Linked DNA regions of Homo sapiens: all the other regions are linked to region 3. The links are chromatin contacts, found by Hi-C in ENCODE. All regions are on one chromosome and are shown on one strand. The core of a region is the stretch at or near the end of the contact, and the rest is flanking DNA. Distances in the headings are between cores, read along the strand shown.

Evidence for each region. Hi-C counts contacts between places; a loop is a spot of excess contacts on that map. Pooled maps may share reads with other maps.
Region 1: a loop to region 3 is called in a map with no recorded cell type, with 2.3 times the contacts of the local background. The contact joins the enhancer-like site here to the promoter of POLI in region 3. A Hi-C loop is called at or near these places in 6 of 37 single-sample maps with no recorded cell type and 6 of 50 pooled maps.
Region 2: a map with no recorded cell type shows a loop between it and region 3 (6-fold over the local background). The contact joins the enhancer-like site here to the promoter of POLI in region 3. A Hi-C loop is called at or near these places in 18 of 37 single-sample maps with no recorded cell type and 5 of 50 pooled maps.

Annotation. Positions count from the first base shown.
Region 1 is chr18:55,242,528-55,245,408 of GRCh38, reverse strand. All of the region lies in intron 15 of TCF4 (transcription factor 4), which reads left to right. Among named protein-coding and RNA genes, the nearest start is that of LINC01929, 120 kb to the right of the region's middle. Within about 2 kb of position 1,273, at least 6 of the 41 ENCODE cell types and tissues checked have a DNase peak (open chromatin) inside an H3K27ac peak, as active enhancers do.
Region 2 is chr18:55,266,872-55,269,571 of GRCh38, reverse strand. All of the region lies in intron 11 of TCF4 (transcription factor 4), which reads left to right. Among named protein-coding and RNA genes, the nearest start is that of LINC01929, 140 kb to the right of the region's middle. RefSeq lists enhancers at 1-370, 982-1,031, 1,082-1,311 and a silencer at 572-621. Within about 2 kb of position 1,276, at least 4 of the 41 ENCODE cell types and tissues checked have a DNase peak (open chromatin) inside an H3K27ac peak, as active enhancers do.
Region 3 is chr18:54,268,203-54,271,166 of GRCh38, reverse strand. It overlaps POLI (DNA polymerase iota), which reads right to left and starts at 1,650. Exons shown (of 10, transcript NM_007195.3): 1 at 1,506-1,650. The coding sequence starts at 1,620. It overlaps LOC124904307 (a long non-coding RNA gene), which reads left to right and starts at 1,262. Exons shown (of 2, transcript XR_007066379.1): 1 at 1,262-1,341. RefSeq lists enhancers at 1,169-1,218, 1,749-1,878, 2,139-2,288 and a silencer at 1,289-1,538.

The DNA.
Region 1 (2,881 bases), core at 24-2,523, 970 kb before region 3:
ACTCATGAAGTAATTCAGTTATGTCATTCATACCAAAACAGAAAATACTGGAGCAACTTGGCACTGTTTAAAAGCCAAGATTAGGCCTTGGCCATTTTATATTTTTTCACATTCCATGGCCGTTGTGTTATTTTAACTTTTATTATGGCTGTAAATTTTTCAAATCAAAAGTATCTTAATTGCTTAGAAAACAGAAGTTGAAAATGGGTTCATAGTAAGAAGAGGGTTTAGGCAAAGCAGCTTTAGGAGTGAGAACTGAAAAAAAGCTGTAGCATTACATTTTCTGTAATGCGAGGGTTCTACCTATTTGGTTGACATTCACAGTTGTGCATAATTATAGCTTCCTCTATATCCATAAATCATCTTAGAACTATAAAGTTGAGTTTAACCAAAAGATCTGTCCAATATTAGTGAAATGACATCTTTAGGGAAGCATTGTCCTGATACAATAGCCACATTCATTTTAAAGCAGTTAATTGGACACATTGTCAAAAACCACGGTATTGAGTTTCCACATTTTAATTTCACATTTGCCTTCTCCCTGGCTTCTGCACACGGACGGGTCTCTTTTGGAGCTGAAAGTGTGTGAAAGTTATTGGAGAATGGTAGTCTCTGGGTAATGTTTCTGTAAGCTGCCCAAAATTTTCCCCCTGTAGTCTAGATGGGAAACAGCTGGTATTTGTTTAAAAAGCTGTTTTGCAAAATGTCTAAACCTTGAGATATAGAACTGAGGTCACCATTAAAGCAGGTGCTTAAGAGCAAGTGAGAAAGACTTCAGAGGCCGACTGGCTCTGGAATCTTCTGCAGGGCACTTCCTATTAGAAGAAAAAGTGTTGAAGTTTGCTCCTTTATTTAGGACACGGCTATAAGTATTAATAAGTAAGTGCACTAGCAATACTACTAGAAATTGAGTATTTTTGAACATAGCCAGCCCTCAAGTGAATAATTAGCTCAGTATGAAAGGAACTAAAATGGTCATTTTTCTCACAGGGCTTCAAGATACAAGAGCCCAAGGCGCTCTAGTCTCCTTTGGGTGTTTGAATTTCCTCTTTAAACACACCAACAGTAAAAGAACTACTATTTCAAATAAGCAGTACCATAACTGACTATATCTTCCAAGGTTTTGGATGCAATCTAAGGGAAAGGGGGAAAAGAGACCCGACTTGGCAAGACCCGTACCGAAGCAGTCTGGAAAAAAAGCAAAGCAAAAAACATGTGGAACCACTAAAGGCCAGTGCACGTCAGGTATCCACCAGTCTGAAGATGAAAGGAAGTAAGCCTCCTCCCCTGGGAGCTGGAGGTTATTAGCAGCTGTTTATCCAGTCGGGAATAGAGATTAACATTGTACTTTTTTTTTAAGAACTAGAAGAAAATTTGTTTGGGAAGTTGGCTTTTCATATCAAGTCACTGTGCTTTGCCAAAAAAAACTTCCTTTCTCAGAACTCATGTACTAGCATTGAGCAATGTTATGATTCTCTGAGAAACTCTGAATTACCAAAAAGTCTTTCTCCATTAAATAGAACAGAAAAGGACAGAGAAATGGGTGAACGTTTGCCATTGACACATTGCAGTTGTACTCTTTACCATGTGAAATTTGCCGTTTGGTCTATTACCTGTTCTCCAACCTGACTCTAAATGGGACACTCTGCCCTCTACCCCTCACACGTACCCTCACAACTTAATCATTGCCACTCTAAGGTGCACACAATGGGTTCTGCAGATACCTACTGCTTGCAAAAAGACCTTTCATGAGATATTGGGGAAACTGCCTAGTACTCTGGGTGCTTTATTCTCAAAAAACAAACAAACAAACAAACAAAAAACGAGTTGGATATAGGTATTTTTCCCCTGATTTAATGCTACTCTTAATGTCATTTTCTTTTATTAAATCCTTTCTTCTGCTTTTGATCTTATTTATAGCAGAGCCACTGGTCATATGGAAACTATTACTGTATAGCTGCGAGATGAAAGACTTCATGGCAATTAAATAAGAGTGAATCATTTGGGCCAATAATACACACATACAGTGAGGTACCATTTGTGTCCAAAATGCCCTGTGTTGTTCACTTTGTAGCAAAGCCATTGAGCTTTACAAAGGGCTTTACAAAAATCTGCTTTTTGTCAGAAATATGTAGTCTGACAATATGAAAACACATGTTAACACACAGTCCTTAGCTGCTTGCTTCTTCACACATACACAGTATCTAAATCATGCCACTTATTGATATAAAATGAAATTTTCACTTAAATTTGGGATATTATTTAGTTGTGTTAAGCGTCAGCTCTTTAAAAATATATTTGGATAATCTATATCAAAATTCGACCCATCACTCAAAACCTGCCTAAAATGTCATGTTCTTCTTAAAGTAGTCCCTGGTTTCCTAAACGGGTATGACTTCATCATTTTTTAAAACCCTACATGACCTTGTACTCCTTTATGACATTCATCGTATTTTGCCTTGTATAGTAATATTATCCCATCATTAAAATATCAGTGCCTGGGCTAGGCGCGGTGGTTCAGGCCTGTAATCCCAGCACTTTGGGAAGCCAAGGCGGGAGGATCACAAGTTCAGGAGTTCGAGACCAGCCTAGCCAACATGGTGAAACCCCGTCTCTACTAAAAATACAAAAATTAGCTGGGCGTAAAGGTGCACGCCTGTAATCCCAGCTACTGGGGAGGCTGAGGCAGGAGAATCGCTTGAACCCGGGAGGCGGAGGTTGCAGTGAGCCAAGATCATGCCACTGCACTCCTTTCTGGGCAACAAAGCAACACTCCATCTTAAAAAAAAAAAAAAAAATCAGTGCCTGCAAAGTCATAGACGTGTTTATTTTTCCTTGCAAATGCCCATGTAGTGCCTTGCATATAGTACACTTTCATAAG
Region 2 (2,700 bases), core at 27-2,526, 1.0 Mb before region 3:
AACTATCTTGTTCCTCACATTCAAAAAGAGTGAACAAAGTCATAAGATGAGCCATCAGTGACTAGTGAGCTACAAAGCAGAATAGCTCTTAATGGTAGTTATTGACCACTTCCCAAAATTCCAGTCATTGTGCTAGGCTCTTATCCATGATGTGCCACTGTCTTCCGAGGACTGGTTAATGTGAAATTCTCAGGTGACTGCTAATAACTACATGAGGTTAATCTCCTGGAGAATGTGACACTGTGGAGTCCCTCAGAGGGGAAGAAGTATTTGTTCACTTATGAGAGAGGAGATGCGTGGGCATCAGTTGGCCAGAAATTATTTGCTGCTTTTTTAAATTAATTAATTAATTAATTTTTACCAAGGACATTTACTAATGAGTTAAGGTCCAAGAAGAATGCTGTTCCCATGAACTGAGCCATCATCCTCTCATTTCTTGTGATGTTCACTGTAGTCTTTTCCATAGGTGGTTCCCCAGTCAGTATTCCCACTTTGAGGAATGAACTGGGCTGGATGTCCAGCTGCCCCTGGAGGGAAGAGGTGGAGTTGGTGGGGAGATAGCTACCTGCTTCTGAACCAGCTTTGACACCTTGTTGTTCAGATGAGCAGCACAGCTTAGTGCCCCAGGGTCTTATTAAAACCTCAGACTTCTCAGGTAGTCACTTTCTGCGGTTATAGCTCAAACTAACTCCTTGCTTGGCCTGAATGTCACTGTCAGAGCGTCGGTGGGGAGAATACTCAGTGTATGTCTTTGAGAGAAGATGGCGCAACAGAATAATGCTGCTGTTGAGTCCTCTTAGCTCTTTGCACTTGTTTTCTTTAGAGAGTGTGTAGAATTTGGGGAAGTGGCGTGAATCACTTATGTAGGAAAGTTTTTGATGTTGGAGGAGAGATGTGTTTTGAAATGTTGGAAATATAATTTCTGCCTCAATAATGCCCTCCCTGCGTATTCAATAATATATCTCACACTTGAGATGAGCTATCTCGCAGCCTCTCCACTCCGCTATCCTGTCTAAGAAGCAAATTGAGGAGAGAGTTTCCATTTTTTTTAACTTTTCCTAACCAAGCTTCTACAAATATGTTGCATCAGTTTGACCTTGGAGAGCTACAGACAGAGGTCACATGGGGAAGTTTGTTAGCTATCAATGCAGTTTTGGCAGATTTGAAAAACAAGAAGAAAGAAAGCAGTGCAGAACTGAAAGAGTGAGAAAAGCATATTTCACTTCAGTGTGGTTTGACAAATGGAAAGCCCCTTTCTGCAGTCATGAGGTCTGGTTATAAAGAAGGATGACCGGTCATTCATCCTTTTACAAGACAGATTTCCTGTCTACTTGTGGTTTGAGTAATTTTCTTTTTTAGGAAGGTATGAAGGTGGAGCAGAACCTTGAGTTGAGGAAAACATACTTAGGCTCTGTTTGAAAAAAAACTTTTTCTGATTGATTTGCAAAACAGTCCTCTTGAGAGAGAGGCACTATGACTTGGAAGGGACATATCAGGAAATAGGGTGGTTATCTCCATGAGCTGTAGACAGCTTAGCCACAGCTCTCAGTGGGAATGAGTTTTGCTTGGTTTTAGCTGGTCATCTTCATTAGTTTGTGGATGAACAGGAGAATCTACTTGTTGGTCTAGCCAGAGTGGAGCAATAGGTGACTTCTATATGCTGAGAATAGACTTAACTTGTTAAAAACCATAGGGCCTTATTTAAGGGTCTTGACAATAATAAAGGAGCTATAATTTAAAAACAAAAGTATGAGATTTTTAGAACCCAGAAAAGGGCTTTTTAGAAATTTATTTCATACATTATTTTACAATAATGGATGCACTTGTCAAAATCCACTAGCGGAATGAGAAAAAGATGCATAATCTTTAAGGAAATAGGTAGACATGGTAATTCAGCATTTTGGAGGAGCAAACCTTTATTATTATGCATAGATACAGATATTACTTTAAGGTTACTTTAAGGGAGAACATTCTAGAATGTTTTTCTTTAAAATAATATGTTCACCAATTGCGTACGTGAAAATGCAGAGGAAAATTTAAGCATAATAAGCCTTAGTATTGCGTGATGTCTGAGTGGCCCATGTTTTTTCACACTTAAGTTCTCTTAGGCTTTGGTTTGATTTTTTGAGTGTGGTAGAAGTCAGTGATGGCAGCGTGTCTGTATAACAAGAAGAGAAGCTTTCTCTTCTGATGTTAGTGATACTACCCTAACAAACAGTATGGATTAATAGGATACATCTGCAGACTTTTGAAAATATTTGGCATATACTCACTCATTCTGAAACGCAGGAAGTAAAGAAATATTACGTTGCCTGTATCTCAAAGAACAAACAGAGCTAATTAAATAATTGGCAAATAGGGAACACATAGCCTGACACATGTTTGAGATTACACACGATTCTGTAGAAAATGACTGTAAGCAATACTAATGCCTTAAGAATGGGGTTCGAGCACTAACACATGGACATCACATTTTTCACGTTTTCCTGGTAAAAAGTTGCAAGACAGTGCAGTCTTTTCATACATGGTGTTGATGTCTTAGGAAGCTGCTTTTTCAGTTCAGAAGAGGGCTGCTGCCCTTCGTCTCAGTGTCATGTTATAATATGTCTTTCTGGTGGTCAGCAGTTGTCCTGAACTGACACTAGAACAACGCAGTGCATGTGGGGTGAGATACAAGCTCTAGAACTCTCGGAAGGGAAC
Region 3 (2,964 bases), core at 401-2,900:
ATTACTGTTTGTGCACTGCGTTTTTCTCAGGATAGTAATAAGTTTGAAGGGAAAAAATGTGATAAATAATGGATGATGAAAGAGCTAATACTATCACCTGGAAGTTTATAGTAGCTCTTAGTGTAAACCAGAAGGGGCAGAAAAGTTGAAATGACGTTGATTTTCACACAGCTTGAAAATTATTCTAAGCAGCATGCCCTTACATTTAAAACAAACAAACCAACAAAAACTGAAATACAAAATGGCAAAAGACAACCAGTGGGTACAAGTGTGGGCTATTTTTAGCTCCCATGGCAGCAGGATTATCTGGTTTAATGCTAAATCGCCAGTGCCTAAAACAGTGTCTAGGACATAACAGACCACCAATAAATATTCACTAAATTGAAAGACTGAATAGTTCTTTGATTTTAAAAAGTTGTTAGGTCATTATTTGTCGGGGAGGGAATGACAGAGGCGACTCCTTCTCTCAACACTGGCTAAAAACAAGACAGGCAAAATACAATACAATATTCTGGTTGGGATCCTGGAACAGAAAATGAACGTTAGCAGAAAAACTGGTAGAATATTAATAAAGCGTGTAGTTCAATTAATAGTATTATACCAATGTTAATTTCCTAGTTTTGACAAATGTACTGAGTTTATGTTAACACTAGGGGGATCTAGCTCTGCAACTTTCAGGTAAACCTAAAGTTCCAAAATTTAAAAGGCCAGGCACGATGGCTAACTACTGTAATCCCAATACTTTTCGAAGCTGAGGTGGAAGGATCGCTTGTGGCTGGAGTTTGAGACCAGCCTGGACAACACAGCTACACCTGATCTAAAAAAATCTGAAAATCAGCCAGGTGTGGTGGCACGTGCCTGCTGTCCCAGCTACTCGGGACGGAGAGGCTGGGGCGGAGGATCACTTGAGCCCAGGGGTTCGAGGCTGCAGGGAGACCTTGTCTCTAAATTAATGAATGAAACAAAACCAGCAGGAAATGAGAACCGGTGCCTTTACATCCAGGCCCTGAGGTGGGCGGTACAAGGTAAAGACCAGAGCTGGAAGTGGGTCACCGGAGACGTGACCACAGCGGACCTGACTCCGCCTAGGTTCTGAGCCATCCCTTCCTGCCAGGACTGAGATCCGGGTCCCACCTTCTGCCAAATGAGCGACAAGGTCCTCAACTTCTCCAAAGTTAAAAGGCCCAGAAGCCTCTGCAGTTTTCGTCGGGCTGGCTGAGGGATTCCCGCCCCACCTCGCCCCTCACAGAGGAAAGGACGGCGCAGATAAACCCTCGACACGTATTTGTAGTGTGGACGCGCCCCACCCTACTCCTGCTGGGTGAAGCCATTCCTCTAGAGGTACCCGCCGCGTAACACAAGGCAGAGGGAGGCAGCCCTCTCTTAGAGGAGCCGAGTGGGGCGGGGACGGTCGCGCCCCAGTGGCCGCCGCCCCGAGCGTCCGCCTGCCCCACCCTTCTCATTTACACCCAAGGAGGCCGCTGGCTCCTCTGGCTGCGGCGCACCCTGCGAGCTGGCTGCCGCCCCCACGTCCGCCAGTTCCATGGCCCAGGCCTCGGCGTCTTCCTCGTCGTCGTCGCCGCCGCCTTCCTCCTCCGGCTCCACCCCCAGCTTCTCCATCCCGCCGCTGCCAACCGCAGCGCTACTTCCGGCCGCTTCCGCCTGGTCTCCAGGGAAACCGGGGGACTACAGTCTCCAGTCGCTCTGTGCCTCTCGCCTGCGCAGTCGTGGCCGACCAGCCTGTTGCCCAGAGTGACACGCATGCCAAGGAATCGTGGAGGCCCACGTGCGGGAGTTTTTTCCCGCCGGGTGGAGGCCGGAAGCGGAGAGATTGAAAGCACAAATGGCTATTTTTTTTTTTTTTGAGACGGAGTTTCGTTCTTGTTGCTCAGGCTGGAGTGGGCAACAGTGACGCAATACCGGCTCACTGCAACCTCTGCCTCCCGGATTCAAGCGATTCTCCTGCCTCAGCCTCCCAAGTAGCTGGGATTAACAGGCATGCGCCATCACGCCCAGCTAATTTTTTTGTATTTAGTAGAGACGAGGTTTCACCATGTTGGTCAGGCTGGTTTCGAACTCCTGTCCTCAGGTGATCCACCCTCCTAGGCCTCCCAAAGTGTTGAGATCACAGGCATGAGCCACTGCGCCTGGCCTTTTTTTTTTTTTCTTGAAGGCTTTGGAGTTAGGCCCACATCACAAATTTTAGCGTTTTGTCTTTGTTCCATTCGGCTGTTAGCAAACTTGCAAATCCCTAGACCTGAGTGATTAATGTGATGGGGTGGGAAGGAGTGTAACTGATAGTAAAGACACAGGTGGCCTTGTAAACTCATATGATTAGCAACTATGTTAAGGTTTGCTGTGTTTTGTTTGTTGTTGTTTTATTTAAAGACACTGTGACGAATTCAACCACAGAATTTTTAACATCAAAACTGAATAGGATTTGATACATGAGTGTTGTAGTCAGACAAAATCTCCAATCCAGACCCTCCATCATGCTGTGTGACTTTGGGCAGGTTACATAACTGCTGTGAGCCTCAGTTGCTCTACTCTTAAAAAAAAAAAAAAGTATTGAGATTGAATGAATGGATAAAAGCTACCATATACTGTAATATCCTAATGTATATAAAACATGTGGCACATAGGAAGTGCTCAGTAAATGTCTATTCTCCTTGCCTTCTATTAGGATACCATGTGTGCATGTGTGTGTTGGTGTGTGTATGTGTATGTTTTACAATAGAGGAAATTTGGAAATTCCTCCATGCCTGTATGTATGTATATACACTATATCTGTATAAATACCCAAATTAACACATATGTTTGGTTTTTTATATGATTCTACTTCTTATCAAATAAAATATTAGAACCTTGAGAAACCCTTTAAAGCAGCCATTCCCAACCTTTTTGGCACCAGGGGCTGGTTTCATGGAAGACAATTTTTCCACAGACAGAAGGGAGGGGGATGGT